Regions from separate parts of the Homo sapiens genome. Here all the other regions are linked to region 4. Evidence: chromatin loops called from intact Hi-C (ENCODE). Cell type or tissue: heart right ventricle. All regions are shown on one strand. Each heading gives the region's core, and the rest is flanking DNA. Links, peaks and the distances in the headings are about the cores only.

Region 1 (4,523 bases), core at 1-4,000, 330 kb before region 4:
AAGGTGGAAGCCACACAAATGTCCACTGAAAGATGAATAAACAAAATGTGCTCTATCCGTAGAATGGAATATTATTCAACCTGAAATAGGAAGGAAATTCTGACACATGCTACAATATGGATGACCTTTGAGAACATTATGCTAAGTGAAGCAAGCCTGTTGCAGAAAAGTTAAACACTGTATGATTCCACTTCTATGAGGTACCTAGAATAGTCAAATTCGTAGAAAAAGTAGAATGATAGTTGCCAGGGGCTGGGGGGCTGCAGGGCTGGGGATGAGTTGTTGTTGTTTAATGGGGACAGAGTTTCTGTTTGTGAAAATGAAGAAGTTCTGGAGATGGATGGTGATGATGGTTGTACAACAGTGTGGATGTATTTACCACCACTGAGCTGTGTACAGTTAAAAGTAGTTATGATGGCAAACTTTATGGTATGCATATTTTCCTACAATCTTAAAAAGTATTACGGACCACATCTGGTACCCAACTTAAAGGATTTTTCAAAAGTTCTGTGGTAGATTTAGACAGATAAGAAATAACAGCACTAGCTAATGACATCCTGGGCTTGAAGATCCAACTCAGTGGAGCTCATTCTCAGATGCCATATGGTCTTCAGCAATGGTGGAGACACAGGAGGCCCAGTGGTCTGTCCTCTCCAAGGCTCGCATGTGCAAACTCAAGGTAAATGAAAGTACCACTGAAACCTAGAATATACTTTTTAGCTAATGCTTAAGTTGGCTTCATTAAACGTTGGCTTAATTAAGGGGTGGGTAAGACCTTTCTAGTGACTTAAAGTGGGTTTGGCTTACCTCCAATTAAGCTAGAGAGAAGCCTGCTACCTTATTTTATAGGTTCTCTTTTCCTGTTGTTCATCAGTCAACAAATGTCTGTTAAGCACCTACCATGTACAGAGAGTACATATTAATAACTTTGGGAAAAGTTTAAGTTTTTTGTGAACCATGAAATTGAGAATATTCAATCATTTTGATAAAAAATGGCAATATCATATCAAGTCGAATTGTTGATAGTCTGATGGAGGAGAAAAGACACAGAGAGATACAAGGAAAGCTGGCCAGCGACAATCAAGTGTAGCCCTGGTGCCATATAAATACTGCTGGTCTCCCAGGAGAAGGAGCAGCATGAGAAAGGAGGAGCTGGGACATCAGGGCTTGAAGGCAGAGCAAGTCCCCCATATCACAAAAGTGCCTGGGGAAGAGCATGAACCCGACAGGGAAAGGTGAATGCCTGTGCCAAGCCTCTTTGTGGAATTTCGAAAACACAGTTTCTAATTAGGAGATGTGAGAAACTGAGGTTGGAAGGGAAGTTGAAGCACATTAGCAGTCTGCGGCTTGGGTTGTCTGCTAGTTTGGATCTCATCCTCTATCCCCATGGGACAGGAGGGAACCAGTGAGCCTTCCTTGATGGCAGTGAAGTGATGAGAGTACAGCAGAGGTTCAGAAAGGAAAGACTTCAGAAGAAAGAAATTATAGGATGGCTGTGCCATTAAAAATGACTATTTAGTCTGGCAGAAAGCAGTAAGAAAACAGACCAATTGCCTGGAGGTTGAGAATAGGAAATTTTATGCACTGGGGACCAAGCGGGTGGGTAAGGACCTTATGAAGGAAAAAGGTGGTGCTGGAGTTGGAGGCAGATGTGTGGGGCAGCCGCTAAATGAGAAAGGCAGGAATCAGTGACACAAGTGAGCCTTTGACCCAAGTCACAAGGATAGTCATGGCATCTGACTTGGCTTGACTAAATCCCAAAAGATGATAGAATACTATGTAGAATTTTGCAAGAAAAGAATGTGATGCATGAACCATGTCCAGCTAAGCAAGCGTTTGTTTTCAAGGGCAATATAAAGGCATTTTCAGATATTAAAGGACTCAGAGTACACTGTTCTCTTTTTCTCAGGTTGATTCATTCAGTGCTTTTAAACTAATTTATTGAGCACCTGCTAGATGCCAAGCACTGGTCTATTTAGGCTACATCAGTTAACAAAACAAATATCGCTGCCTGTATGGAACTTCATGCTAGCTGTGTGTGTGTTGACAGAGAGAATAATAACCCTAGTAAGTAAATTATTCATGTTAGAAGTTGATAAGTACTACAGGGGAAAGACGAAAGAGAAGAGGGCAAGTTTCATTATTAATGGGATAGTCATGGTAGACTTCACTAAGAAGGGAACCAAAACATTTTTTCTAGATTACCTAGATTAGGAATTCAGTATTTTGCAACACCAATCTGTTCATTGACTTCATTACATTCTGAAATTTGCAAATCATGTTAACAAGCACTTTTGGTGAAAATATTGACTAAAGAGAAAATTATTTTCTTTTTTTTTTTTGAGATGGAGTTTCTCTCTTGTTGCCCAGGCTGGAGTGCAATGGTGCAATCTGGGCTCACTGTGACCTCCACCTTCTGGGTTCAAGAGATTCTGCAAATTGCTGGGATTACAGGTGTGAGCCACTATACCCTGCCAGAAAATTATTTTCTAATACCACCGGGAAACCAAACAAATTCCAGAGAAGAAATCTTTCTCCTATTTTCCTACCACCAGTATAACCAATATGAATATCTACTTTTACTCAACTTAAATTTGGTTTCCATGCAATTTAAAAATATTCAACTTTTTTCTCTATATTTTTCATCCAGATAATAAAAAAGATGTATAAAAAAGTGAAGAAAATTAAGATTCCTCCAAATGATTTATTTCTAAATGGATTTGTAACCAGTATCACTTTCCCTACCTCAAAAAAAGCACAACCTGAAAGATTTTCCACCACAGATAATCCAAGGCTACCCCACAGTATATGGGTGGGCAGTTCCCAAAGACAAATTCCAAATGCACCTTTAACAAAGACAGCACCTGTTATTCTCCAACACCTCAAGCCACCACTGTCATAGAACTAACGGGATATGAATGCTATTTGGACGTCTGCAGTTTTTATTTTTTTATTTTTTGAGATGGAGTCTTGCTCTTTCGCCCAAGCTGGAGTGCAGTGATGTGATCTCAGCTCACTGCAACCTCCACCTCCCAGGTTCAAGCGATTCTCCAGCCTCAGCCTCCTGAGTAGCTGGGATTACAGGTGTGCGCCACCACGCCCCACTGATTTTTGTATTTTTAGTAGAGGTGGGGTTTTGCCATGTTGGCCAGGCTGGTCTCGAACTCCTGGCCTCAAGTGATCCACCTACCTTGGCCTCCCAAAGTGCTGGGATTACAGGCGTGAGCCACCGTGCCTGGCCGGATATTTGCATTCTGATTGGGCAAGTATTTTAGTTTCATTACCTCAATGTCAAGCCTCCCTCATCTTTTTATTCTCTGCTCTTCACTGCACAGGACAGGACCTCCCTGGCACTTGTGGAAATGAATATTACTGACATCCCATTCCCTGTGGGACTGGATGGAGTTCTAGGTTAAAATCATTTGAACACAGTGTCTCTATGGTACTACATGTAGATGTAGTCTGAAATCTTGTATAAGTCACTACTAGCTTCATTTAGATAATAATTTAGCACATTAACCTATTTTTTTCCTTTTCATTAAGCCCATTTAACCAGCTATACAAATGTGCTAAGTATTTCACATTACGCAGTTTACATTGTCTAAATGTACAACAACGCCTAACAACTCTAATATCCCCCTCAAATGGCTGTATTAAAAAATGCAGCTCTGCACCAGTGTTTTGGAGGTACAGAGTTCTCAGCACTGGCTGGAGGTCAAGCCGCTGGTGAGGAGCACCCAGGCTCAGATGCAGGGTGTGCACCGATGGAGGCGCACTCCACCACCATGAGCACAGGCCTTTGCTTTACACAAGTCCACTGACTTTCTGGACTAGGGGCTTCCTTGGGCCATGACCTAATCTTGGAAGGCCACATGCCCCCACCAACCAGCAGATGCTTGAGGACAAGGCCCTGGTGCCCTGGTTCCTGACCAAATGCTGGCCACTGGAGAGGAGCTCAGGGATTTTTTGAAAGCTGTCAAAGGCGAGCTTTCACACCAGCTGTCAGGCTTGTCTATCTTCAATAGTCATTTAGTGTCAGGTAGCAGGATCTGCCAAAGATAGAACAGCACGAGTCTTTCCAGTGAGTTTGTATGGCTAGTAGCTGTGCTGTGGGAAACCTGATGGAGGTTAAGGCAAGTAAGACAGTTAACAAAAGAGAAAAATAATCACTCTGGGCCTTAAAGATCAGACATTTCTTTCTATATCAGTAGTCCCCAACCTGGATTGGCTTTGTGGAAGACAACTTTTCCACAAACCTGTGTGTGTGTGTGTGTGTGTGTGTGTGTGTGTGACGGTTTTGGGATGAAACTGTTCCATCTCAGATCATCAGGCATTAGTTACATTCTCATAACGAGTGCACAACCTAGGTCCCTTGCATGCACAGTTCACAATAGGGTTTGCACTCCTATGAGAATCTAATGCTGCCACGGATCTGACAGGAGGCGGAGCTCAGGGAGTAATGCTCACTCGCTTGCCTGCTGCTCACTTCCTGCTGTGAAGCCTGGGTCCTAACAGGCCATGGA
Region 2 (5,144 bases), core at 729-4,728, 340 kb before region 4:
TATCTATTGTTCCCATCTTTATGTCCATGTGTACCCAAAGTTTAGCTCCCACTTTATAACTGAGAACATACAGTATTTGGTTTGCTGTTCCTAAATTAATTTGCTTAGAATAATGGCCTCTAGCTACATCTTTGTTGCTGCAAATGACATGCCTTCACTCTTTTTTATGGTTGCATAGTATTCCATTGTACTAATCCATTCTCATGCTGCTATAAAGAACAGGCCAAGACTGGGTAATTTACAAAGGAAAGATGTTTAATTGACTCACTATTCCACATGGCTGGGGAGGCCTCAGGAAACTTACAATCGTGGTGGAAGGGGAAGAAAATATGTCCTTCCTCACAGAGCGGCAGGAAGGAGAAGTGCAGAGCAAAAGGGGGAAAAGTCCTTAAAAAACTATCATATCTTGTGAGAACTCACTCACTATCATGAGAAAAGCATGCAGGAACCCCCACTGCCAAGATCTAATCACCTCCCATGAGGTCCCTCCTTCAACACACAATTCAGATTACAATTCAAGATAAGATTTGGTTGGGGACACAGACCATGTCATACATGATGTATATGTAACACATTTTCTTTATGCAATCCACCATTGATGGGCACCTAGATTGATTCCATGTCCTCGTTATTGTGAATAGTGCTGCAATGAACATACGCATGTATATGTCTTTCTGGTAGAACAATTTGTTTTCCTTTGGGTTATACACCAGTAATGGTGGTTTTGATTTGCATTTCTCTGATGATTAGTGATGTTGAGACTTTTTTCATGTTTGTTGGCTGCTTGTACATTTTCTTTTGAGAAGTGTCTGTTCATGTCTGTTGCCCACTTTTTAAATTTGTTTTTTGCTTGTCAAATTGTTTAAGTTCCTTATAGATTCTGGATATTAGACCTTTCTTGGATGCATAGTTTGTGAATATTTTCTCCCATTTTGTAGGTTGTCTGTTTAGAGTATGATTATTTTAAAGTCAGAATAGTGGTTACATCTGGAGGGAAGGATGGTTCTTGGGTGGGGAAGAAATTTATGGGCAAGGGGCTCTGGAAACTTAATAATGCTCTATTTGTTGACCTGGGTGGCCATTATGTGGGTGTTTGAGTTATATGTCAAACTGTGCATTTAATTTTTTACTACTTTGTAGGTATATTTCACAATCCAAAACTGTCTTTAAAAGAAAGAAAGCCAGATGCTGTGGCTCAGGCACATACCAGCACTTTGGGAGGCCAAAGCAGGTGGATTGCTTGCACCCAGGAGTTTGAGACCAGCCTGGGCAATAGAGTGAGACCCTGTCTCTACAAAAACTACAAAAATTAGCCATGAGTGGTGGCAAACTGCCTGTAGTCCCAGCTACTTGGGAGGCTGAGGTGGGAGGATCACTTGAGTCCAGGAGGTAGAGGCTGCAGTGAGCCATGATCACACCACTGCACCCCAGCTTGGGTGACAGAGCAAGACCCTGTCTCAAAAAACAAAACAAAACAAGAACCAAAAACAAAGAAAAAACAGGGTTAGGGATCACCCACTCTAGGCTAAGTAGTCTGCCTCTTTCTCGCCAATTCGTAATGCCAACACTTTCCCTTTCTTTAGAGACCACCACTTTCAGCACTTGTAGTCACTTCCAGACCAAATGCCCTAAGGATACAATTAGACTGACCTTTCTCAGGTTTTAATTGACTTTCCATGATAACAGACGAGGATTTCACTTTTGGCCCTTCCCTTGTGTGCCCTTCCTCTATCTCCCAGGACTTTTGATAATTTTCTTTCCACCATTTTCTTCCCTGTTTTGGGGGATGGGAATTCCTAATGGTTTGATTTTTAGTGCATCTCCTATCATTTTGTTATCTTTTCTCTCCATTATAGAAGATGACCTTAAAATTATGCCCAATTATTCTAATAAATCTATTAATAGACTCATCTTGTTTTTAATATCCAACAGATCTTTTTTGTTTTCTAGCTGTTCTTGTCTGATAGCACCTAGTTCTTTTTGCAGATACACTATATTCTAAGAAGAGTATTGCACAGCGTTACAAAGATATGGAGGTACCCTGCTGGGGGAACCTGGGAATTCAGGCAAGTGAACAGCCCAGACCAGCACTATCCCATAGAATTATAATCTGACTCAATTATGTCACTCTAAATTTTCTGATAGACCCACTGGAAAAAGTGAAATGGAAGAGGTTGAAATTAATTTTAATAAAAATGTTTTCATCCAATATATCCAATATAATATCATTTCAACATGTAATCAATATAAAAACTTGTTAATGAGATATTTTACATTTTTAATTTTATTAACAATTTGGTATAGGTTTTACACTTAAGCATATCTTTATTTGAACATGTCACATTTCAAATGCTCAGTAGCTATGTGTGACTCATGTTGTATAGTTTGAGTCTGCAGAGAGCTGCACCAGCCATGCCTGCAAACTAAGTTCAAATCTGCTCTGAGATCCCCAAGAATGTACTTTCTGGCCTGGTTCCCATCTTCTTGCAAGTTGCTTCTGGAACTTTCCCCCAAAAGCCTGCCTCCTGGTGGTAGGGCCTGGTACCTTACTCCATCTCAGGTCCCCAGCCAGCACCCATCCCTCCTCTGCATAATTTCCCCTCTTGGACATCATCTGTGTTATTGCATTTGCTCCTGGTCTCAACCCTTTCAAACTTCTGGTTCCTCCAGGGATCACTTCAGGGGACCTAGTTCTGTGAGCAGCATTCTTGGGCTCCACTTAATACCCCCAGGCTGCTGCCCAGCTGCCCAGCCTCTTAATCTGGCTAGAAATGCTGTGGCTGAAGGTTTCATGAATGGCTGAAAGGAGCTCATCCCTGTTACACAGTGTCTGGCCAGCAGCCAGTTTATCCCCAACCTCAGACTCCAGGTAGGGTGTGGGCTCCTGCTCCACTCACAGCTGCTGAAGAACTGGTGTGGCTTGGGGCTACTGTGTCTAGGGCCTGGCCTCTGGGCCTTTGCATAGGTAGAGAGAAGACAAGGCCAGGAGAAATGCAGCAGGGGACAGTAGGAGGAGGCAGAAGAGATGTCCCCAACCCCTTGGGGGTGGAAGGCCTGGAATGAGGAGGCCCAGTCTCTACCCTCTGGGATCCCTGAAGGCCAGACCAGGCAGGTGTGCCTGGTGAGTCAGCCCTGGGCCCCTGCCATCCTCCCTCTACTTACAGCTCACACAATAGCTCAATTGTGTCATTGCACTTAGCTTTGGCTTGGGTTCCAACCCAAGGACGTAGCCCAGGGACCTCTAGGGACAGAGAGAAACAGCTATGAGAGAGGTCTTTGTGCAAATCTATTCTGCAGAAAGGAGGCCCAGGGTTATGGTCAGAGTGGCTGTGGCTGACAGCACAGCATAAGAAGAGCCGGTCTCAGCCACTGGCTTGCACTGATGGCCAGTGTGTGTCGGAAAGTGACAGGAGGAAGTTTATCAAATAGGTGCACAATTGCTGTGCATTTTAAGTGGAGGTTCACACAAAGGACTCTGAGAATCTGAACTCCAGGAGAAGTTAGCAAAGTCTCAAGATATTGCAATAATATTTAACCAGATGAATAATTTCAATGTACTGTATTTATCTTTTTGTCTGTTGTCATCACATGCAGAAACCTATTTAAGACTGTTTGAAAATAAAAAAGAAGGGTTGTTTAGGTCAGCTGAGAGTCTTCTGGGGCCAACAGCTCAGCCTTCCCTGAAGAAAAGCTTAAACGCATTTTTGCAGGAGGTGAAATTTCTGAACGGCTATGACTTATGTTAATCTACTACGGGTGTGCTATCGCTACCGCATGTTTTGGCACAGGCCATAGCGAGGCACTAATGTCCAGACAGAGATGAGGGTCCTAAGAATTGCACAGCCAACCCTTTTGTCCAAAGTGTCAAACATGGATGTTGCAAGGGGTGCTTTCCAGGTCTTAGCATCTTGTATTCTAAAGGAAATAGGTAGCAGAAGGGTTTTTTAACTGAACGTTGTATTAAGATCTTAAAAGTATAGCTTCCATGGTCCCAGGTTTGTCCAGCCTGTGGACTCCATGTTGTGACATTATCAAGGATAACTCTGGTTTTTCTAGCTTTATCCCATTCATTAATGCCAGGTCTCCAGTTTCACTCAAAGTCTTGCCCAGTCATTTCCAGAGACATTGGGTGCATCTGTGTGGATCCCTTGCATTCTTCCAGGGAGGCCTTTCTTGCCTGTGCCCACTACTCCGGCCCCGTTGTGTGTATAGGGATGCCATTTTCTTCAGCATGTGCGTCCCCCAGTGAGCTCAGATGGGAACCCATGGTGTGAGGGTGGGGACCGTTCTCAGGCAGATATGATGCTCTCCTTTTCCTTTTCTCCTCCCCCACCCCCACTCCTTCCTTCTCGTTCTGTCAGGAGCCCTCATACAAACCCATTTCTGCCTCACCTCCAATTACACTTTCACAGACAAGTCTGAACCTAAGTATCTTAAATAAGGAGGCTCCACTACTAGTGGATTTATTTGAGGACTAAACTCCGGGGGAAACTCTCAGGGTGTAACAGGATGTAAACTGGGACTCTGTATCTTTCACTTTTGGCAGGAGCCCCCAGGGCTGAGGACAACGTGGTGGGCTCATCTCTCAAGGCAGAACGATGGGTGCTGTGCCCTAAAGCAGAGTGCATGGAGACTATGGAGCCAGTCCTGCCAGTGTCACCCAGCAAGGCCTCAGAGCAGGTTCTGGTGGAAGAGATTGGCGGTGGGGAGTATGTGTGGGTTGCCCATACCCCACAGAGAGGAAGTACTTCCCCTTCCCTCAAGACAAGTGATTTGGACTTCATGAGAGCTGGATATCCTGTTGCCTAGAGTTTGGGATGAAGAGAAACTTTTGTTTCCCACCTACTAAGCCTAAGGGCTACAGCAGCTCTTCGGTAGGAGCAGAATGAAGAAAACAGGCTAGGTTGGAAATAGTGGGTTCCCAGCTGGGTTGAGAACAGTGCACGTGCACTTGCATGGAGGGTGATGCGTTCTGGAGAGCAGTCAGGGACCCTGCAGAGAGGACCTGGCCTGGGGTCATCATAAGGGGGATCCCACCAAGGAGGACTGTCTGGGACAGAGGAAGCCTCCAGCAGAAGCTCACAGGCCATGGGAAGAGTCAGACAGAGCCACACAGAGGACAGACGTGATCCACATGTCGCAGC
Region 3 (5,144 bases), core at 508-4,507, 310 kb before region 4:
AATTTTGACTACCTCTTCCATTATTCATTCCTTTAGGTAATTCTTACACCTCATCTCTTTGCAATTTGTGCTCGCGATAAGTGGGTACTTTTAGAAAAGAACAGTAGAGAGCACACTCTTTGATCCCATCTCTATGGCTTTGCCAGCTTGATCCATTGCCTCAAATACTTGCTGAAAAGCACCTTTGCAGTTTTATAAAACAGATGTCCTGATCAGATACGCCTCTCCCTCTCTCAAGATTTAATCATTGTTTTCTCATAGAAGGAAAAAAATGAATGCCGAGGACAGACTTTAATATCCTTTATTTCCTCCTCCATTCCTGAAAGCTTATGTATTAATGCGATTTTCTTCTAAGCACAATAGTCATGAGGAAACGGGAGGGAGGGGCCTTGCTCCAGGTACTTTTGGTTCTTTAAACCTTAAAACTTCTCCTTATCTTTCACTTTGGACTTTATGAAATGATGAGGGTAGAAATGCCCTTTGTGTGATTCACCAGGCCTTCCACACAGACCCTGGACTGATCTCCAGCCACGCTGAAGTCTCCAAGCATCAATAATCTACACATCTCCTTCTACCCCCAGAGAGAGGTCACCCTGTTGGTTTCTTATCACAAGTTGTATCATTCTTTTCTTTTGGTAAAGACATGTTTTTCCCCTTTTACTTCTTTACAGAAGGCACTCTTCTGTCCACAGAAGTGGTTCATTTACCTCCCAAAAGTGAGAACAAATGGGTTAGAGGCAAATCGTGATCCACTGATTAATAGTTTCTCTGTTTTTATCTCAGAAAAACTGCCTTTCAGTTTTACCATTCTATTTGGTCACCTGCCCTAGTTGTCTAAGGTAGCCTTCTTTTAATAAAAATTACTCCTGCCTATACTTATGCTGCTAGCTGTCAGTTGACCCTATGTTCTTTGTTTTTACATCAGATTATCTCTTCCTTGCCCCAAGTGTGAAGAGTCTCACCAGCTTTTCCTATTCTCCTATCAATGTTCACTCTATAAAATATTTACTCCACAGGCCTGAAGCCAATCCACACTGACATGTTCAAATATTCATCTCATTAACTTTGGAAGTAATCTTATTTACATAAATGAAAAGTCAATCATCAACTACAGAGCAGCTGTCCAAGTCCCATCTACCTAATCTAGGCAAACGGAGCGTTCCCTGTCCACTTTCCAGTTAGTATGCATGTGTGTGGTTAGCCCTCCCTATCCCCAAATGTATTTCCTAAAGTCACATGTAATACCTCACCATATAGACCTGTAGAATATTGTCCTTGTTATTCTTTGTCTTTCCATAGTGTCATACCTGATGTGACTGAGTGATACATTTAAGTCAGAATTTTACCATATTACACAACAGTATGCAAAAGGGCTTGAATCAAGTGCATACTCCACAACGTAGTGGTTCTCAAATTGGCGCATCAGAATTATTCAGGAGTTCATAGGTTCTCAGGATTTGGAACAAAAAAAGGACTCAGAGGGCTTCTTCAAACCAAGGTTGCAGAGCCCTACCCCAGAGATTCGAAGTCAGCAAGCTGGGGCAATCTGCATTCTAGCAAGTTTGCTGGTGATGCTGGATGTTGTCTGTTTTAAAGGTCAGCATTGAAGAGCCAGCCAGAGTGAGAAGGCAGAGTCTTCAAGGGCTCTGGCCCATTTGAGAATCAGAATCAGGTGATGAGCACTAAACTTCCAGATAACAGCCTGTACTGCATGATCTTGCAGGCCTTTCCATCTTCAAGAGTTAAATATGCTTAAAATTAGAACTATTACAAAAATCCAGGCTTAAAACTTCCATTTGGTACTGGGCAAAAAGCCTGGCAATTAAAAATAACTTGTTATCTTTGAAACTGGAAAGATGCCTACAGGCACTGCTCACAGCAACCTAAGGTTAAGTCATCTTAACATTAACTCATTTATGAAGAAACACCATGGATCACGGAGCCTAACCATGAAACCCTGGAAGCAGCTTTCACATTGCTCTGACAATCTACCTCCTCCTAATTCATCAGCAGAAACACAGCAAATACAGCACGTTTATTTTCAAACTCTAAACAGTAAAAAACAAACAAACAAAAACACAAAAAAGCCCCCCAAAAAACTCAACAGAAATATACTTCAAGAGATAAATCCCACTCAACAAAAGCTTCAGTTCTAAATGAAGTTCAGCTTTATGACAATATTTTTATAATTCATGGAAATGTAGTATTATGCAGAAATGGTTTTAATAACAGCTGCAAGAATATATAAAACCACTAAGAATGCATCATAGGGATCAAGGGTTTTCAAAGTGTGGTCCCAAAAGCAGCAGCATCACCACCAAGAAACGTGCTATTAATAGAAATGCAAATTCTTGGGCCCCAGACCTCCTGAATCAGTACCATTTCAGGTAGGACCCAGCAATTTGTTTTAACAAGCTTCAAGGCAATTCTGATACACACTACATACAGTTAGAGAATCATTATTTAGAGAAATGGAATGATGAAATTGCCTGAAAATAGAGTTTTGGGTAAAAGTTATAATTTCTTTAAGAAATATTATAACTTTAAAAATACAGAAAGGAGCTATTCTATTTTATTTCCCAGCCAAATACTTTTCATATATTTTAAAAAAGAGAAATGAAACAAATATGTGCATTAAATTATCCTTAGCGAGACAGTTTTTCTCTACTGGAAAAAAAAGTACTGTATGACAAAAAATATTAGTATCTAATACTATTGCAGGACATAATAAATACATGATATCTTCGGGAACTAAAATCTTACAGAGGAAAATGGCCTCCCGCACTTGCAGGCCAGCTCTGCACCTTTTCCAACCATATCCTAGTTGTGATCTGTCATTTTCTGAACAAGCTTTACAAGGATGGGAGATGCAGCAATTAAGAAAATAAAATATTGACAACTTGTACAGTTTACCAGAAACCCAGTAAAGGGTTACTGTTCATTTTAAGTACAGCTTTCTAGCCACATCCATAGAATCAATGTGGACAAAATGTAATATAAAAGGATTTATAATGGACACACACAGGGTGAGTAGGATTTCTGAGTTTTCTGGATTTAAGCAGGTATGGCTCACAGGTGAAGGTATGATAACGAAATATGGAGAATAAGCAACAACAATGCATCACCTTTAGCTGCTAAGGATAAATGACAATTGTAGATGAGAGAGGAGAGCGAGGGAGGAGGAAGAAATGGAAGGACAAGCAGTAGGTACTGAAGTTCAGGACAGGAAAGAGGGTCCAAGAGGTTCGTTCGTTTGTTGGTTCACTGATTCATCTAACATATCCAACAGATACTTCTGAAATACCCAGCACTTACTGATAGTGGATAGTGTAGCATGTGGCAATGTTTGTCTTCCCTGAAATACGCACCCCTCAATATCGTCAAGCAAGGGTCTAGCTCATTTACACTGCAATCACTCAGGATATTTTATTGAAGATCCATTCCAAAAAAAACAGCTGTGCTTATCCAGAAGCCAGGCCTCATGTGATAACCTCAATTAAAGGCCCAGGCCCAAAGACTGCAAGAAAAAAAGGAAATTAAATAAAGATGCCTGACTGAGTCCTGCAGGGAGGCTGAACCCCTCAGAAACCTTTCCATCCTGGCATGCTGCGAAGGAATTATGTCAGATCATGAACCTAAGGGCTCTTGGTGGCCTAGTGGTGGCTGCGAAAGCCAGCTCTAACCTGAGAAATGCCAAAATGAGCAGGAAAACACATGGGGACGGGGGGAGGCAGTGGATGGTGGGAAAAAAACAAGCAAAGGACTTGTCCACTTGTCCACCAGGACAGGTCCCTGGTAGTCACAGATGACAGCTGAGAACGCCTTGGTTATGAACAGGAAATACAGCAAACCTGGCATGGTTCTGCTGTCAGGAGAAAAGAAGCCACACACACACCTCAGGGCTCTTGCAGAATCCCCATGGAACAAGGCATGCACACTAACAGCTGAAAATGGCCCGTGTCACGGCAAGATCCATCAGGACAAGCTGCCCTGCACAGCATCAGGCCACGTGGAACCTCAGACAAAGACGGTGCTGCTATGTGTGCAGAGCCGATGCAAGTCCCAGTAAAGCTCTTTCCGCCCTATATTCCTAGAATCATATATGTTGTTCCTTGACTTTCTAAGTTAGGAGAGAATGCAAAAAACCCTGAAAGGCCCCCATTAAAAAACTGTTAAAAGGAAATACAAACAATTCGTGCTTTAGTTCTTTAGAAAAAGTTAGCTCATTCTCTAACAATATAAGACAACTGAGACAGTGGGGTGCAGAGTTCTGAGATGAAACCCAGACAATGCATGCATCCCTCCTTATCCAAAGGGACTTGGTCCCTGAATTCAGACAGCAATGACCACCTGTGCATGTTCCACAGAAAAGCCATAGGTCCTCCCTAAGGCCAGCAACCCCGGAGAACACCTTTTTCATCTACCCTCTAAAGTCTTTCCTCTTTTCCCCAAATCTTAGGCAGAAAGAATAATGACTGGGACCAATGTCTCCACACTGCAGGACTTCCTTCTGAGAAGTCTCCTCAAACTCAAAAAATTTTAAGCCAAGATCATATTTTGTGCATTATACTTAGCCCTTAAGGACTCTGGACCAAGCACTTAATATTGTAATTGGTTTTCCAGCGCTTTCTCTAAGTTTCTGCTCGATTGAGTTAAAAGCGCTGCTGTCCTTAATTTGCTTAAGGCTTCAAACACGATCTAAAAGAAGTGGTGCACAGAGCTCTCGTCATGTGAGAACAATTCAATGTGATGTCTTGCCAGGAATGATAAACTCTGGTGACTTGATAAATCTCAGAGTTCAGATTTCAGATGAAGTTAGCTTTCAGCCTGGCATTCCCGTCCAAGCACATGTAAGGCTCCGCAAAATTGATGACACCATAAAGGAGTCCAGTTTCCACCACCACGATGCTCCGTCCTCAAAGAGAGCACATCCCAGTCGCCTCTCTCTGGAGGGCTTTGAATGCCTCTCTGATCAGTCAACAGGACCCTTGAATGAGCACTTATTCATTGTGCCAGTAATCTTTTCAGAGGACAGCAGTGGCAGCAGGTAGTACATACTTACTAGTCTTATAGCGTGCATTTAAAAATGAAATTGAAGCCTCCTAGAACCAATACAATTCAAATACATTAAACTCTATCTCCTA
Region 4 (5,144 bases), core at 664-4,663:
TTTTTTTTTTCTAATAATGCTACTTTTCACTCCCATTGCCAGACAAATCACAGCGTGGAAAATACTCTATTCACTACCCCATGAAGAGCTTTCACATATATGAGTTAATAAAACGCTGAAAGCAGCAACAAAAAAAACTTTGATACCAAAAACGAATTTATCCATATCCTTTATGATATGTTCCTTTATGATAAAGGGCTTATAGCGATCAGATCTTGCTCTGAATGGGCCTGCCGCCCCTGAGAGAAGAGCGCCTGTCCCTGTGCCTGGCCTCATTCAGTCTTTCTGTTGGCTCTTCCTCATCCTGGAAATGAGCTCCGGGTTTTATGGGAACATGTATGAAATCCATTAGTCCTTTAGCTTCCCAGGAGCTACCACAGACCGACCACCTGATGATGCCCAGTGGATACTTCTCATGGAGTATTTATAGAACATTTTATTAGTTTATTACCAATGGACCTAATGATACTCCTTGCATATGAATAAGCTTTCTTCCAGCTTAATTTTCTTGACTCAATTTTAGGCATCCCTGCCCACATGCTTACTCTTAAAACTGTTTATTTTCTCAGGCTCCAAAAGGAAGAACCTGGACCTCTTCGGGGTAAAGATGTTAGCTACCACCTTAAATAAGCCTGTATCTTCAGCCCCAAAATGAGCCATCAGACAGGACCATGTGCATGGCAGGATGCAGGCTTGTCATCTCAGGTGATCTCCCTGGCATTGCACCTGGGCTGGGGCAGAGAGGAGCGTGGCCCATGACAGCATCACACGATACAAAAATCCAGAAAAATGGCCTATAAGGCCAGCTGTGTGATGCAGCAGGAGAACAGGTTCACACCAGGAAAGACATGGGCAGGTGTGAGCCTTTGAGGATGGGAAGCCGCCCTTATCAGTGTTTGCAGTTGGGGTGAGGTGTTTGTGCAAAACCAGGCTTCAAAACTGACAGTCAATCATCACGTGTCCCTCACCTGAAGTATTTATCATTTCTATGTATTGGGTCATTTCAAACCCTCCCTTCTAGGTATTTTGAAATATACAATACATTGTCATTAAATATAGTAATCCTACTCTGCTATTGAGCTTCAGAACTTATTTCATCTAAAATAAATCATTCTACCAAAAAGACACATACACTCGTATGATGATCATAGTGCTATTCCCAATAGCGAAGACATGGAATCAACCCAGGTGCCCAACAATGGTGGGCTGGATAAAGAAAACGTGGTCCTTATACATCATGGAATACTATGCAGCCATAAAAAAGAACAAAATCAGATCCTTGACAGCAATAGGGATGCAGCTGGAAGCCATTATCTTAAGTGACTTAATGGAGGAACAGATAAGCAAATACCAAATATTCTCACTTATAAGTGGGAGCTAAACACTGGATACTCATGAACATTTAGATGGCAGCAATAGACACTGAGGACTGCTAGAGGGGGGACGAAGGGGAAGGAACAAATGCTGAAAAAGTACCTATTGGGTACTATGTTCACTACCTGGGTGATGGGATGAATCATACCACAAACCTCAGCATCATGTAACATACCCTTGTAACACACCTCCACATGTACCCCGAATCGAAAAGTTTGAATTACTTTACTAAAAAAACTTATTTATCACGAGGTCAGGAGATCAAGAGCATCCTGGCTAACATGGTAAAACCCTGTCTCTACTAAAAATACAAAAAATTAGCTGGGCATGGTGGCGGGCGCCTGTAGTCCCAGCTACTCAGGAGGCTGAGGCAGGAGAATGGCGTGAACCTGGGAGATAGAGCTTGCAGTGAGCCGAGATCAAGTCACTGCACTCCAGCCTGGGCGACAGAGCGAGACTCCATCTCAAATAAAAAAAAAAAAAGAAAGAAAAAAAACCTTATTTCTTCTTTCTAACTTATGTTTGTACTGACTTAATCATTACACATTCTGTGCATGTAAAAATATTCCACATACCTCATAAATGTGTACAATACTATGTATCAAAAATAAAAATAAATAAAAATTTAAAACTGTTAGTCAAAGAGAAAGTAGCCCAAGGACATGAAGAGGAGGGTGTGAGTCAGGATCTGTACAGATCGTGGGAAACGGAGCTTTAAGTCAGGGCAGCAGGAGGCCCTGAGGCCTGGAAGGGGTCAGGGCCAGCTCAGCAAAGGGCAGAAGTGGAGAGTAGCACTGGCCTCTGGCTTGTCTTTCCTTCTAGTCAACCAGGCTTCCAGCGTCCCCCACCCCCGGATCATGCAGAGGACAGAGCCTGGGCCTCACACCAGGGAAACTCACTCTAGTGCCACCTCTGCCCCACACAGCTCTGTGGCCTCGAAAAGTCCTTCTTTCCTCACTGGCCTCAGATTCCCTACCTGGACAGCCCACTTTGGACTTCCCATGGGCCTGGGCCCCTTCCAACTCTCACGTTCTCTCCCTAGTGGCGGTCCCCCGTCCCTGTTTTCACAAGGTGGGCTTGGAGGCAGGGCCCACCTGAGTGTGTGATGTCAAGGCAATTCAAGACCGGAGGGAGCTTGAGCTCTTAAGAAAGACCACACTCATAGGAGCTTACGAGACACACACTTGTGGATTTCAGAAAGTGTGTAGCTCATCGTTCTGGATCTGAAATACGTCAACAAATCTCTTTGTTTGTCTCTTTGTCCTGGAGATCTTTTCACAGAAAGGAACTGCAAACACCTCACCAATTTAAGTGACTTAGTCTTAATTCTTCATGACCTCTAGTGGCAGAAGAAGGACTCTGCTATTTGATTTTTCCAGGTAATCCTCTTTCACCCTTGCCTCCTCATTTCTCTGGAATCTCTTTCGTGTCCCCACAGTTTCCCACTCCCGTCGCGTCTGTTCTCCTTCAGACCATCTCGCAACCCACTGGCACGTCCCCATAGCCTCAGAAATCACCTCTCTGACTGCCCCCCCACCCGCTCCCTCCAGCCCTCCTCCCCCTGCTCACAGAGCAGTCAAGGAACGTCCTGGGCACTGGGGTCCATACAAGAATGAAGGAACGCGCCGCACACTGTGGCCCCCGGGCTGCCAAGCCTGCCCTGACTGAGCAGGGCACCTGGCGTCCATGCCCTTTATGCAGAGTCATTGGTGTGGTGGGGTGGGGTCAGCACCTCAGAGCCCCTGTGGGGTCTAATGCACTCTGTTACCCTCCTAAAAGATGAGGTACAGGCACTCTGTTACCCTCCTGAAATCCAAAAAGTACTGAATTCCGAAATACAACAGGCCCTGGGTGTTGAAGAAGGAAATGAAAGCCTTCGAGAAGGGCACTGTTGGTTTCCCACTCAGATTCCTTGTTCCCGATGGGCCCCTTTGGAACCTCTCTCTCTCCCTTTTCCTCTCCCTTTCCTTCTCTCCGCCCCCTCTCTGTCTCCATTATTGGATGGGTTTGGGAACGACATATGGCCCTGCCTGCCTCTGGCTGCGATCCTGCAACCATGCCGGGAGCCAGACCTTGGCTGAAGCTCACACAGAAAGTGGCAGAACAGAGAAACAGAAAGAAACTAGGTCCTTGAGGGTATCTTTGAGCCACTAATCTTGCCAAGCCTGGACCCACCCTCCCTCTGAACTTGCAGTTCTATGAGATAATACACTTTCTTATTGTTTGAGTTGGTCTTTTTTGCTTTCACTTTGAAGTGCAGATCCCATCCTTGCATACGCAGCTTAGAATTATTCTCCATCGTCTTCAGGATAAAGTGCTTCCACCTCAGCTCCGCTCAGAACAGAGCTCATGGTCCCCATCCCTCCTCCTGCTACCTCCTCCCTACCCCTGAGCATCCATCACTGCTAGTCCCTCAAGTAGACTCTCTCCTCCAGCAGCATAAAAACTACCTGCAGCTCCCCTGACTCTCCTGTGGCTTCACTCCTTCTTGCCTTTGAGAAGGATACTCCCTTCTGGAATGTGCTTTCTTTATTGTCAATCCCATGCACATTCTGCCTCAAAATTCTAAGCATTACCTTCTCTGGGAACCCCTTCTTAGTTCCCAGGGAGCAGGCTAGCAAAGGGGTTGAGAGGACAAGCCGAGGTTGAGAGAGGAGAGGACATTGCCAAGAATGGAAATCTGAAAACAGGAAAGATGGAAAAAAATTGGGTCATGGAGGTCCTGGATCAAGCTTCACCTGAAGGCAAATCTATTTTCAGGCTTTAAGTCTTTGTGAGTTTTAAATTTCCTGTATTGTTTATGTTCCTTGGGGTTAGTTTTGTTCATTTGTTTCTTGCAACTAAAAGCATTCCAAAATGCTTTTCCAAAATTCAGGTCTCTTAGGCTTTACCAAGGACTGGCAGCTTTTCAAGAGCAAGAACAAGAGCCATAGATTATTTAGTTTTCTAAGCCCTGTGTTAGAAGACACGCAGTAAGAGCTGGTTGAAATTAAATAAGCTTCTCCCTTTGGTAAGTTTTGGTTTATACATATATTTCAAAAATTCAGTTCTCAACATTGTTGGTTCAAAGAAAAAAATTACTGAATTCTAGCCAGGTTCAAGGTTTGTTCTTTTAAGAACAAAACTGAGTGTATGCTCAGCATGTCATATTTAAATTGCATTGAGGGCATAGACTAAAAATGGTCAAATCACATGCTCTTTATAAAAATGCCAACTTTTGATTAAAAATACATAGTCCCCCAATGATCTAACGTTTTTCCAATAGGATCTGAGGGTTACATATCTATTAAGATAATTTGTTTTGCTCTCAGAGAAGGCCTAATTGCCACTCTAGCAAGGTCTAGAGAGGCTGATTTGCCAACAGGTGTTCTGCTCCCCACTCACCAGTGCACAGGCTTCTGCACGTGCGTGGAAGTTCCGGCCCAGGGCAGCACACGTGGATCACTGTCTGGGAGCTGCACTTAAACCTGGAGGTTCCCTTGCAGAGCCACAGCTCTTTCCCACCCCACCCTACCCCTTCCTGGTCCTGCTGAGTAAATCCCTCATCACATAATGATGCCAACTTCATATCCTGCTTGGGAAACCATATGAAGAAAAAGACATCAAGCTGTTCTGAGAGGCTATTATTTTGGCAACATTGTTCCACGGTAATTTAGCTTGGTGGCTTAGCAGTGTGAGGTTCCTGTAGTCCTCCTGCGATAAGCTGGATCTTGCCTGCAGAGCAGAGGGAAGGTGGCTGGTAGGTCAGACGCCACCCAAAAAGCCTTGCT
Region 5 (5,144 bases), core at 625-4,624, 160 kb before region 4:
TCTCATTCTCCGAAACTCTGCCGGGGCGTATAGCCAAAAATGCCTTGTTTTCTAGTAATTTATGTCCATATGATATTTTAAGATCATAAACTGATTCAGGACAAAATTATTATTATTATTATTTTTTTCTTGGAGATGGAGTTTCACTCTGTTGCCCAGGTTGGAGTGCAATGGCATGATCTCGGCTCACTGCAAACTCCACCTCCTGGGTTCAAGTGATTCTCCTGCCTCAGCCTCCTGAGTAGCTGGGACTACAGGCACATGCCACCATGCCCGGCTAATTTTTGTATTTTTGGTAGAGATGGGGTTTCACCATGTTGGCCAGGGTGGTCTCAAACTCCTGACCTCAAGTGATCTGCCCGCCTCGGCCTCCCAAAGTGCTAGGATTATATTATAGGCATGAACCACCAAAATTATTTCTTTGACTTCCCCAGAGTATCTCACTGACACCTCATACAAAGTTGGCAGTTAATGATGATTCTTGAAGGAAAGGCGTGGGATAAAAATATACTATTTACAAATAACATTTTTAAAATGCAAATGGGTTTAGCTACATATCATTGTAAGTTTTTATTATTAACACAATAGTTGTTAATAGCTATCATCTGTTGCATTCTTACCACTGGCCAAGCACACTATCTAATCCTGACAACCCCAGTGAGGGAGGCATGAAGGTCCCCATTTTATAGATAAGGAAACTGAGGTTGAAAAGCTTTAAAAAACCTGTCTAAGGTCACAAAGCAAACAAATGGCTGTGATTTCTTTCTCATGATGTCTCCTACAAATATCTAATATTGATTTACAAAGTATCTGAGAAGTGCAACCATGATCAATAAATTGCACTTATTTTAATATCCTATTAAATCACTTTCATGTTGAGAATTCTTAACAGTTACTGATTTCACCCATTTTACTCTAGTTTTATCAGACACTTCCCATGTCTGCATTGGGCCAGGGGCCTCAGGGCATAGGGAGGTGTTAGAGAGGACTGACACCTTTACCTGCAGGGACTCTGGAGAAGTGACCCCTCCTGAAGGCCAGCACTCAGAGCCACACTGGATGGGGTATTGTTTCCTATGACTGTCGTAGCAAGCCACCACAAAGTTGGGGCCTTAAACATCACAGTTATGATCCTTCAGTTCTGTGAGTCAGAAATTCAACCCAGGTCTCTCTGGGCTAAAATCAAGGTGGCAGTGGGGCTGTGTTACCTTTGGGATGCTCTAGGGGACCATTCATTTCCTTGCCTTTTCCAGCCTCTGGAGGTCACACACACTCCTTCTGCGACGGCCTTTTCCTCCACCTTCAAAGCTAGCAGCGATGCGTCTTTTCTGATCCTGCTTCCATTTCTGAGTCTCTCTCACTGCAGCCCGGAAAGTCACCCTCCCTTTAGGACTTGTGATGGCATCTGGACAATCCAGGGCTGTCTCTCCATCTCAAAGTTTGTAGCCTCTACAAAGTCCCATTGCCATGGAAGGGAACATTCACAGGCTCCGGGGTTGTGGGCAGGGGCATCTTTGAGGGGTCATGATTCTGGAGCATTATTCATGGACAGACTTTAAATCCTTTATGGAGGGCATGGGCAGAACCAGGATGCCACTGAGAAGATGAGAAGGAAAGGGAGAGCTTCTGGCCTCTGGAACCACTGGAAGAGAGAATTTGAGGAGGAAATAAGCCTGCTGTATACAAGAGAATGAGGACACGTCAATCCTCCTGTGAGTGCTTTCTGGAGGCCCTGGCCCAGATGACCATTGTGGGTTAGAGGAGGTGGGGCATTTATTTTGCCCACCTCCATTTATGCGTCACACACCCCAGCTGATATGGTTTGGTTCTGTGTCCCCACCCAAATCTCATCTCTAATTGTAATTCCCGTGTGTTGGGGGAGGGACCTGGTGGGAGGTGATTGGATCATGGGGGTGGTTCTCCCCATGCTGTTCTCATGATAGTGAGTTCTCACGAGATCTGATGATTTAAAAGTGTGCGGCAGTTTCCCTCTCTCTCCTGCTGCCATGCAAGATGTGCCTTGCTTCTGCTTTGCCTTCTGCCATGATTGTAAGTTTCCTGCAGCCTCTCCAGCCAAGTGGAACTGTAAGTCAATTAAACCTCTTTTCTTTATAAATTACCCAGTCTCAGGTAGTCCTGTATAGCAGTGTGAAAACAAACTAATACACCACCTAAGAGGCAAGAGGAGTTTAGGGAGGCTGGTGGTTTCTTGAACAAGGAAGTGAGGCATTAAGAAGATATTTTGGATCCAACCACAAAATTACAGGAAACACAGGGGACAGAGAACACGTCCAACTATACTGGGAATGCAATCAGCAAAATCCAGACTGTGGTATTCTGAAGGACAAAAGATCTGGCTTCTTCCACCAATGTTGCTAAGAAAACTAAACAAAGGTGGACATTGAACCTGTAGGTTAAGAGACCTAAAATACATTTTAATAACCAAAAGAAAATGAGCCACAGTGATTAAGGATGCATGCAAAACAGAAAGGAAAGAGATAACTCTTGATGGGGAAGAGATGGAGATTTGGAGGGGGTTGTGGTCATAAGAGTGTTTGCTTTACAATGGTTCATTTGGCCATATATTTGCTTCCTGTGGTTTTCTGCAGGTGTGTCACATTTATCAATAAAAACATGAAATGCTGATGATGTATTTGCGAAGATTGTCAGGTGGGGGTGTGCAAGAAATGTGGAGACAGACAGAAGCTGTGAAGGTCACAGCGTTGGGCTGGATGGGATTGAGGAACCCTGCCCATGGCGGTCACACTAGAAATGAGCAGAAAGAGAGGGATGTGTGTGGCCCAGATGAGGTAACACTGGACAGGACGAAGTCGCTGGCTACATACTGGGGTCAAAAGAGAGGAATGTGTATTCTATAGTTCTGCTTAATCCAGAAGATGCATCAGAAGAAACAGAGCCTGCTCTAAGCTCATGAGGGACCTGGCACCCTTGCTTTGCCTTGAGTCCCAATCAGATGGGACTCAAATCCTCAGATGTCCTGATTTCTGGGTATTAAAACCCAAGACAAAGGCTTGTATGTGAGTAGTTCGTTTGAGGAGTGATGCCAAGAGAGGAACGGGAGAGCCTGGGCAGGGTGAAACATGCAAGGATGAAAAGCTAGAATTATAAGGATATTCCCTCCCAGACACTGGCCCCAAAATTTTCTCACTGACTCCATAGCCATGTCTTCAGACAAAAGTTTTCCTACTTTTTCCTGTTTTTTTTTTTTCCTAGTTGTTCTCACTGGGGGATTGGTCCAGAAACAATTTGGGCATCCATTTGGATGTTAAGAGAAATTACATCTTTCTGAACCAAGGAAAACAGTCCCTGTGGCTATCAAGTTTGCAGGCTAACCTTCTGAAACTGCTCTGAATTACTGAAGAAAGGAGTACTGAATGGGTGCAAGGTAGGGGGCGGTTTCTCTAACTTTTGTGGGGTGCTGCCTTGGGGTTGATTGAGATATTCATACCATGTCTGAGGGTCGCGTGCTGCTGATGCTAACAGTGAGTCATTCAGGAAGTCAGCAGCCTGTTGGAGCCCCCGTGTCTGCAGCCCAATGGTACTGCCCAGACCCTCAACCCCACCAGGCCCTCAGACCCCACCTCAACCCCGTCTTAATCTATCAGGTCTCACCTATAGCTGTGCCCACCTTTTGTAACTTCTCTTCCAAGCTAACCTTGAATATCATTTAACCCATTTATGCCTGGGGTTGCAATTTTTTTTGTAAAAAATCAGACTTTGGCAATGACCTTGAACAACAGGATATAAATAATGCCCACAAGCTTAGCTTTCCAATAATGAAGCACTAGGCATAAATGGGTTAAGCCTGATTTCAATAATATACACACATTCCTAGTGTGGTTTGCCTTAGACCTCAAAACCTCTAGATTTCTATGTTATTCAAAGATTGGTTCCAAGGTAAAGTGAAAACAAGCAGGTCTCACTTCAATAAATTATTTCTCCTATCCAGTCAGTATAAGCAGGGAGGGGGGAAATGTGTTGCTGTTGAAGAAATTAGTCTAAAACCTGTACTAATTTGATAAACACCAACATAATTTAAAAGTAGATATGACTGTTTAATGCAGATTAAGTATGTAGCAGGTGCTGTCAGTGCCTGCCTGACATCCTCCCTAGGGGTCACCAGCAGCTTTGTTGGACAGGGCTCCCACTTCCTTATACACCGATGCCTTCCTCTCTCAAGCCCTGGGTTGCTCTCGCTGGGGGCTTTCTCTGGCTATAGGCGTGTGCTTGGCCCTTAGGTAGGGGCAGGGCAGCAGTGCCAGGGAGCAACCGTTCCTGAACACCCCAATGTGCATCTGTTCATAAGTGCCCAGCATTCTCTCCTCTTGGAGGGACAATGCTGTGGTGTGTTCCATACAGTCTCCCGGAAACTCCCCAGTGAGACTGCCCCAGCTGTCCAAAGCTGGGACCCACTGGTGACCTTCCTTCCTTCCCCATCTCACATCTTGTGCACTCCCTGTGCCTCTTGGGACAACTACTGTATTAGCCTGCTTAGGCTGCCAGAAAAAAGACCTACAGATCAAGGGGTTAAATGACAGACATTTATCGTCTCACAGTTTTGAAGGCTGAAAGTCTAAGATCAAGGTGCCCGTAGGTCTGGTTTCCACAGACCTCTATCCTTGGCTTGCAGATGGTCAACTTCTTGCCATGTCCTCACATAGTCTTTCTTCTGTGCATGCACATCCCTGGTGTCTTCACCTTGTAATGACATCAGTCCTATTATATTAGGGGCCCTCACCTTTATGACTTCATGTAACTTTGTTTACCTATTTAAAGGCTCTATCTCCAAATACACTCACATTGAGGGTCAGGGCTCCAACATCTGAATGGGAAAGGGGGCACAATTTGTCCATAACACCGGCCAACTGAATTACTTATACCCAAATCCTTATTTCAGGGTTGGAACCCAAATTAAGACAGCATGTGTCTAAAGTTGTTATAAAGAATACACACACGCATGCACACACACACACACACACACACACCCCTGGTTTGACGAAGCAGGGGTTCTTCACAGCAGAAAATGCCACCGAGCATCCCAAGGCAGATAACCCACAGCCTTGCATTACACCACCCCAGAGTAAAGTTGGGAGGTGGAAGGGCAGCATTTTTTCTTAAAAGAA
Region 6 (5,144 bases), core at 548-4,547, 390 kb before region 4:
GGGAAATGTAAACCTTTTGTGTGTTCTAGGCACCGTGCCTAGTGGGTAAGTCAACTCTGCAGAGAAGGAGTTTATGGGGTGAACCCAGCCTTCAGCATTTTCTTAAGCTCCCCCAGGCCATCCTATTGCAAAGTCAAGGTAGATAACCATTTTCAACCATCTAGGACAGAAGGCCTACTTGGCTGGACTGGTCCTGGTGATCCAAAATAGCCTGGAGAGGTCTGGTTCCTTTAGTTCTAATGGACCATGTCCAGCCAAGGTCGGCCTGACCTTGGCCCTGCCTGCCCCAGGCCCTGGAATTCTGGTGAAATCAAACATCCTTGACTCCCACCTTTGGGATTCTGACCTGTACCTGCTGCCAATGAATCCTCCATCTCAGAGCTGGAAAAACAGAAGGACCTTGTAGACCCATGTAATTTCTAGTTGCAGAAGCAGTCTTGTTACTGTAGCACCTGGTTCAAGGTCATGGAAATGGCCAAAGCTAGAACTGGGCCCAAGCCCTATCTCCACATCTCACGCTAAGCAATCCCTCAGGAATGAACCTCATCGCCCAAATGGGCAAAACCAGTATGCTCTCTTGAGGGTGTAACTTGCTTGGTCCTTCTCTCTGCCCAAGAGCAGGCCCAGTGGTGAAACCACAAGGGGCCAGTTGCTCTCTGGTTGGCATTAGCTATAGCTTGTCTGAGAATAGGGTGAATAAGAACCGAAGTGGAAGCCTCCAAGGCAACACCAGAAGGCTGCTTATTACACCATGTTGATATGTTGATGCCAGGCTCAGAGGGAGGAGGAGATGAATGTTAGTGATGGCCACAAGAGAGCTGCAGATGTTCTGAAAGATGGGGCACAGCTGCTTTAACTGCCTTCACACCCATGGAATCCCTTCCCTCCTCTCCACTTTCCCTCTCTCCCTGCTTCCTTCTTTCCCTCCTTCTTTCCTTTCTTCCTTCCCTGCATCAACAAACACCTGTTGAGAACCTATTTCTAAATGCGTGGGAGACTGCAGGAGGTGTCTAACAAGGAAGAAACACATCAAGGCTTCAGGGTCTATGGGGAGAAAGCCCAGCACGTAGAAAAATTACAGAACATCAGCAGCAGGTCAGATATATGGGAGCATAGGGCAGGGGGCACAGGGCAGGGGGCATGTCATGGCCCTGTGGCTTGCTGAAGCCAGGGTCTCATAGGTAGTGCCATTTGAGCTGATTTCTGAAGAAGGCTCTTTGGTTGTCATGGAGATGAGGCTGGCAGGTGAGCATGCACAAGATGTGGAATTGAAAGGGAATTTGCGTGTTCTCCAGTGCTGTTGACTCAAGTGCTTCCCATTAGGAGTTGGGGCATTAATGAAATGCAACCACCTCAGTCATTTTCTTGGTATCCTTTCTGCAAATACAGCTATGAGCTAGAGCTAGGCATTTAGCTAAAGGACCTTTGTTTGTTTGTTTGTTTGTTTTGGCTTCCGTGTACACCCCCTGAAAGCAATTATACCGTTGTCAAAAAACCCTGCATTTTCACAGGTTCCTCAGAGCAATTCAGTGAAGAAATGGAACGGGTGCATGGAGCAAGTGAACAAATGGCTTGCAGGGAGCAGAGCTGGAAAGTCGATGGGCGCTGCATGTTTTCCTTAGGGGTTCCTCAGCCACCTCAAGCCTGTCTGCACAGCAGCCACAGTCCTCTCAGAACTCATCACTGTCTTCTAGTTATTTTAGTATCTTCTCAAAGCTATGCCTAATAAAGTACAGCACAGATCAAGGGCCTTAAAATGGTTTTTATTTTGCATTACTGTTTTTTTTGTTTTGTTTTTTGTTTGTTTGTTTGTTTGTTTTTTGAGATGGAGTCTAGCTCTGTTGCCCAGGCTGGAGTGCAGTGGCGTGATCTCAGCTCACTGCAAGCTCCGCCTCCTGGGTTCACGCCATTCTCCTGCCTCAGCCTCCCAAGTAGCGGGGACTACAGGGGCCTGCCACCACGCCTGGCAAATTTTTTGTATTTTTAGTAGAAACAGGGTTTCACCGTGTTAGCCAGGATGGTCTCGATCTCCTGATCTTGTGATCCATCCACCTCAGCCTCCCAAAGTACTGGGATTACAGGCGTGAGCTACTGCGCCTGGCCTGCATTACAATTTTTGACCATGCATAACAGAAGGTTGAAGAGAAATATATCAAAACTTTAACAGGGTTTGTGCTTGAGTGATGGGCTTTTTTTTCCTTCTCTCTCTCATATTTTTTAACCTTTTATTTTAAAATAATCACAGACTCACTGTAATTTGGAAAAATAATACAGAAAACCCCATGTATCCTTCTCCCAGATTCTTCCAATGGTTACATCTTGTGTGGTATAGACACACAATGGAATATGATAGTCTAATGAGAACAAAGGTTCTCCAACTACTCACAACAGTATGAATGAATACATTCAGAAGCATAATATTGTACAGCATCAAACCCAGAAAGTTGACATCAGTGCAATGCTGTTAGCTTGACTATAGACCTTATTCAGATTTCATGAGTTTTTACACACACCTATTTGTGTGTAGGTTTATGCAAATTTATCACATTTAAAAATTCATGTTCTCAGATTTTAATAACTTTTTATAATAAGAATATACTCATTTTATAATAAAGAAGAAGGCTTTACTTTTCAACTTTTTTTCTGGGAATTTCTCCAAGAAAAAAGAAATCCTAAATATGTAATTTCCTAGACACAAAGTTTTTTATTGCTAAGTTACTTACAATATAAAAAAATTAAATCACCCAAGCATCTCACTAGAAGAAATTAAATATAATTAACCAGAGAACCTCTGCTTAATGGACGATTGGGCAACTATTTGAAATGTTTATGAAAAAGGATGTGATAACACATAAAGATGCTTATGATGAGGTTAAGTGAAAACCAAGCTGCAAAACTGTACAGCAGGGTGACGATAACTATGTAAAAAGAAATCAACGCATGGAGGAAAAACAGGAGGCAAACACTGATATGGTTTGGATTTGTGCCCCCACTCAAATCTCATGTTGAATTGTAATCCCCACATGTCAGGGGAGGTTCCTGGTGGGAGGTGATTGGATCATGGGCGCAGATTTCCCCCATTCTATTCTCGTGATAGTAAGTGAGTTTTTATGAGATCTGGATCTGATGGTTTAAAAGTGTGGCACTTCTGCCTTCACTTGCTCTCTCTCTCCTGCTTCGCCATGGTAAGATGTACTTGCTTGCCCTTTGCCTTTCGCCATGATTGTAAGTTTCCTGAGGCCTCCCCAGCCATGTGGAACTGTGAGTCAATTAAACTTCTTTTCTTTATAAATTACCCAGCCTCAGGTAGTTCTTTATAGCAGTGTGAGAATGAACTAATACATACACCAAAACTGTCCTTCTCTCTACCTTTCCTATATTTTCCTAAATTTTGTTATTGAGAAGGGATTTTGAAATTTTAACATGCATCCACTGGTGATCTTAAAATACAGATTCTGATACAGTAGGTTTGAGGTTTGAGGCAGGGTCTAAGATTCTGTGTTTCTGAGGAGCTCCCAGATGACATAGAGGCGGCTGTTATATAAGAGACACTATGTTTAAACAATGATTATTTTAAAAGTGGACCTTTGGGAATAATAATAAGAGGTTTCTTAGGTTGAAAAACCAGTCTCAAATGCCAAAGCATACTCCCCCGCCAAAAAAAAAACACACAAAAAAGTTCAATAATATCACCTCTTTTTACATACTTCACTTGGATTTTCCAAGTAAAGGTCAATGGAAACTGGGATCGTCAAGCCCTAGAGAGTGAGACTATTCTTTTGTTCTGAATTATCCACTGAGATGAGAAGAGTTTTCCACCCATTGTTAGGTGTACTCACCTTCAATTCAAGGCGTGACTCTTGTCGACTCTGCTTTCGTGGGAGACCTTATTTTGTTCCCATATCATCATAATGCCTAAGAACCACCTAGAGGATGAAAAAGCACAGCCCACAGGCACTTCTCAGACAGGTAACCAATCCTCATGTTCAACAACCGCCTCCTTGTTAAGAAAGGTAATGTGAGGAATTGTAGACCCCATTTATCTCTTGGCAGCCTGAACTGTGAAGCACTTTATTTTTCTTTTAATCTTTCAGCAGGAGCTGTTTTTGTTCTGGCTTTGCCAAATAGATTACAAAAAAGTAAAGTTCTATTTTTAAAAAACCAGCCAGTCTTCCTTATGAGCCAATCAAGCAATATATAATGGCTTTCATTTATTTTGTAATTTATAGATCTCAATGCTTTTCTAGAGATATTATTTGACTTTGATAGCATATTTCTTATTTTTAAAGTAAAACATTTTCCATGTTGAATATATGGATTTTTAAAAATGCAAAGATAAGAAAAATTCTTTTATAACATTACTACTCATAATGGTATACTATAGCCTTTTTTTCCCAAATAGAATACATGTGTGTCTTTTTTTTATGAAGCTGTATCATATGGTCTTGTATAATATCTGCTCTATCTCATTTGATCCTCAGAGTAGCCCTGGGAGGAGGCAGGGCAGGTGTTACTAATTCCATGCCATTGGAATGGATTCATCAATGATAACATTCAGTTGCAGAAACTCCTCTTTCTAAGGCTTGGTCCAGTACCTTTTCCAGAACCATGCACGGTGAAGGCTGATCAGAGCCTAAATAGTTCTACAAATATATCCACATAAAAGAGAGTGATAAAGAAGGAGAAAGAATGTTTCCTAGACATTAGTTGCATGAAATGAAATTTATGGAGTGGCCCCATCTTTAAAGAGGTGGCTGCATTAAACCATATTTGGTTCCCATCCAGCCTAGAAAGTGACACTAATCAGAAGTATGTTAAAACCAGACAGCTAACAGACAAATTGTGGTGTCTGCCCACAGTGAAATGCGATAGACAACTCACAATATGAACAAATGCTTTCAGAAACATTACACTGGATGAAAGAAGCTTGGCACAAAAGGATACACACTACATGGCTACATTTACATAAGAGCAGAAACAGGCAAACCGACTCTCTGGGGTCAGAGGTCAGGGGAGTGGTGAACATAACGGACCGGGGGTTGTGGTGACTGAAGGGCCCAGGCAGGACTCTGGAAGCACTGGTAACAGTTTGTCACTTGATCTGGATGAACACCAGCGTGTTCCGTTTTGGAAATCCTTTCAGC

Evidence for each region. Hi-C counts contacts between places; a loop is a spot of excess contacts. Peaks named below come from ENCODE experiments on the same cell type or tissue, not always from the same donor. Only the 100,000 strongest peaks of a DNase experiment are listed, where the experiment ranks them.
Region 1: a loop joins it to region 4, with 2.7 times the contacts of the local background. A loop is called at or near these places in 3 of 110 quality-filtered maps.
Region 2: it touches region 4 in a loop (2.3-fold over the local background); 5 of 110 quality-filtered maps call a loop at or near these places.
Region 3: it touches region 4 in a loop (2.7-fold over the local background); 18 of 110 quality-filtered maps call a loop at or near these places.
Region 5: it touches region 4 in a loop (2.3-fold over the local background); 41 of 110 quality-filtered maps call a loop at or near these places.
Region 6: it touches region 4 in a loop (2.3-fold over the local background); 14 of 110 quality-filtered maps call a loop at or near these places.

The regions. Positions count from the first base shown.
Region 1 is chr2:105,902,715-105,907,237 of GRCh38, reverse strand. No RefSeq gene overlaps it. Among named protein-coding and RNA genes, the nearest start is that of NCK2, 160 kb to the right of the region's middle. In heart right ventricle, for the core only: no CTCF peak of the experiment used is centred there; no DNase peak of the experiment used is centred there.
Region 2 is chr2:105,917,454-105,922,597 of GRCh38, reverse strand. No RefSeq gene overlaps it. Among named protein-coding and RNA genes, the nearest start is that of ECRG4, 150 kb to the left of the region's middle. In heart right ventricle, for the core only: a CTCF peak has its summit at 2,547 (motif pointing left); DNase peaks (open chromatin) are centred at 2,517 and 3,147; H3K27ac peaks cover 1,044 bases.
Region 3 is chr2:105,882,840-105,887,983 of GRCh38, reverse strand. The region is part of intron 4 of NCK2 (NCK adaptor protein 2); the gene reads right to left. Among named protein-coding and RNA genes, the nearest start is that of NCK2, 140 kb to the right of the region's middle. In heart right ventricle, for the core only: no CTCF peak of the experiment used is centred there; no DNase peak of the experiment used is centred there; H3K27ac peaks cover 3,872 bases.
Region 4 is chr2:105,574,091-105,579,234 of GRCh38, reverse strand. No RefSeq gene overlaps it. Among named protein-coding and RNA genes, the nearest start is that of LINC02946, 34 kb to the left of the region's middle. RefSeq lists an enhancer at 1,807-2,705. In heart right ventricle, for the core only: CTCF peaks have their summits at 2,514 and 2,715 (motif pointing left); a DNase peak (open chromatin) is centred at 2,406; H3K27ac peaks cover 705 bases; H3K27me3 peaks cover 341 bases.
Region 5 is chr2:105,732,422-105,737,565 of GRCh38, reverse strand. No RefSeq gene overlaps it. Among named protein-coding and RNA genes, the nearest start is that of NCK2, 9.9 kb to the left of the region's middle. In heart right ventricle, for the core only: no CTCF peak of the experiment used is centred there; no DNase peak of the experiment used is centred there; H3K27ac peaks cover 1,600 bases.
Region 6 is chr2:105,962,267-105,967,410 of GRCh38, reverse strand. It overlaps LOC105373531 (a long non-coding RNA gene), which reads right to left. Exons shown (of 3, transcript XR_923144.3): 2 at 3,840-3,926. LOC124906055 (a long non-coding RNA gene) reads left to right here and starts at 4,996. Exons shown (of 2, transcript XR_007087167.1): 1 at 4,996-5,144. In heart right ventricle, for the core only: no CTCF peak of the experiment used is centred there; no DNase peak of the experiment used is centred there.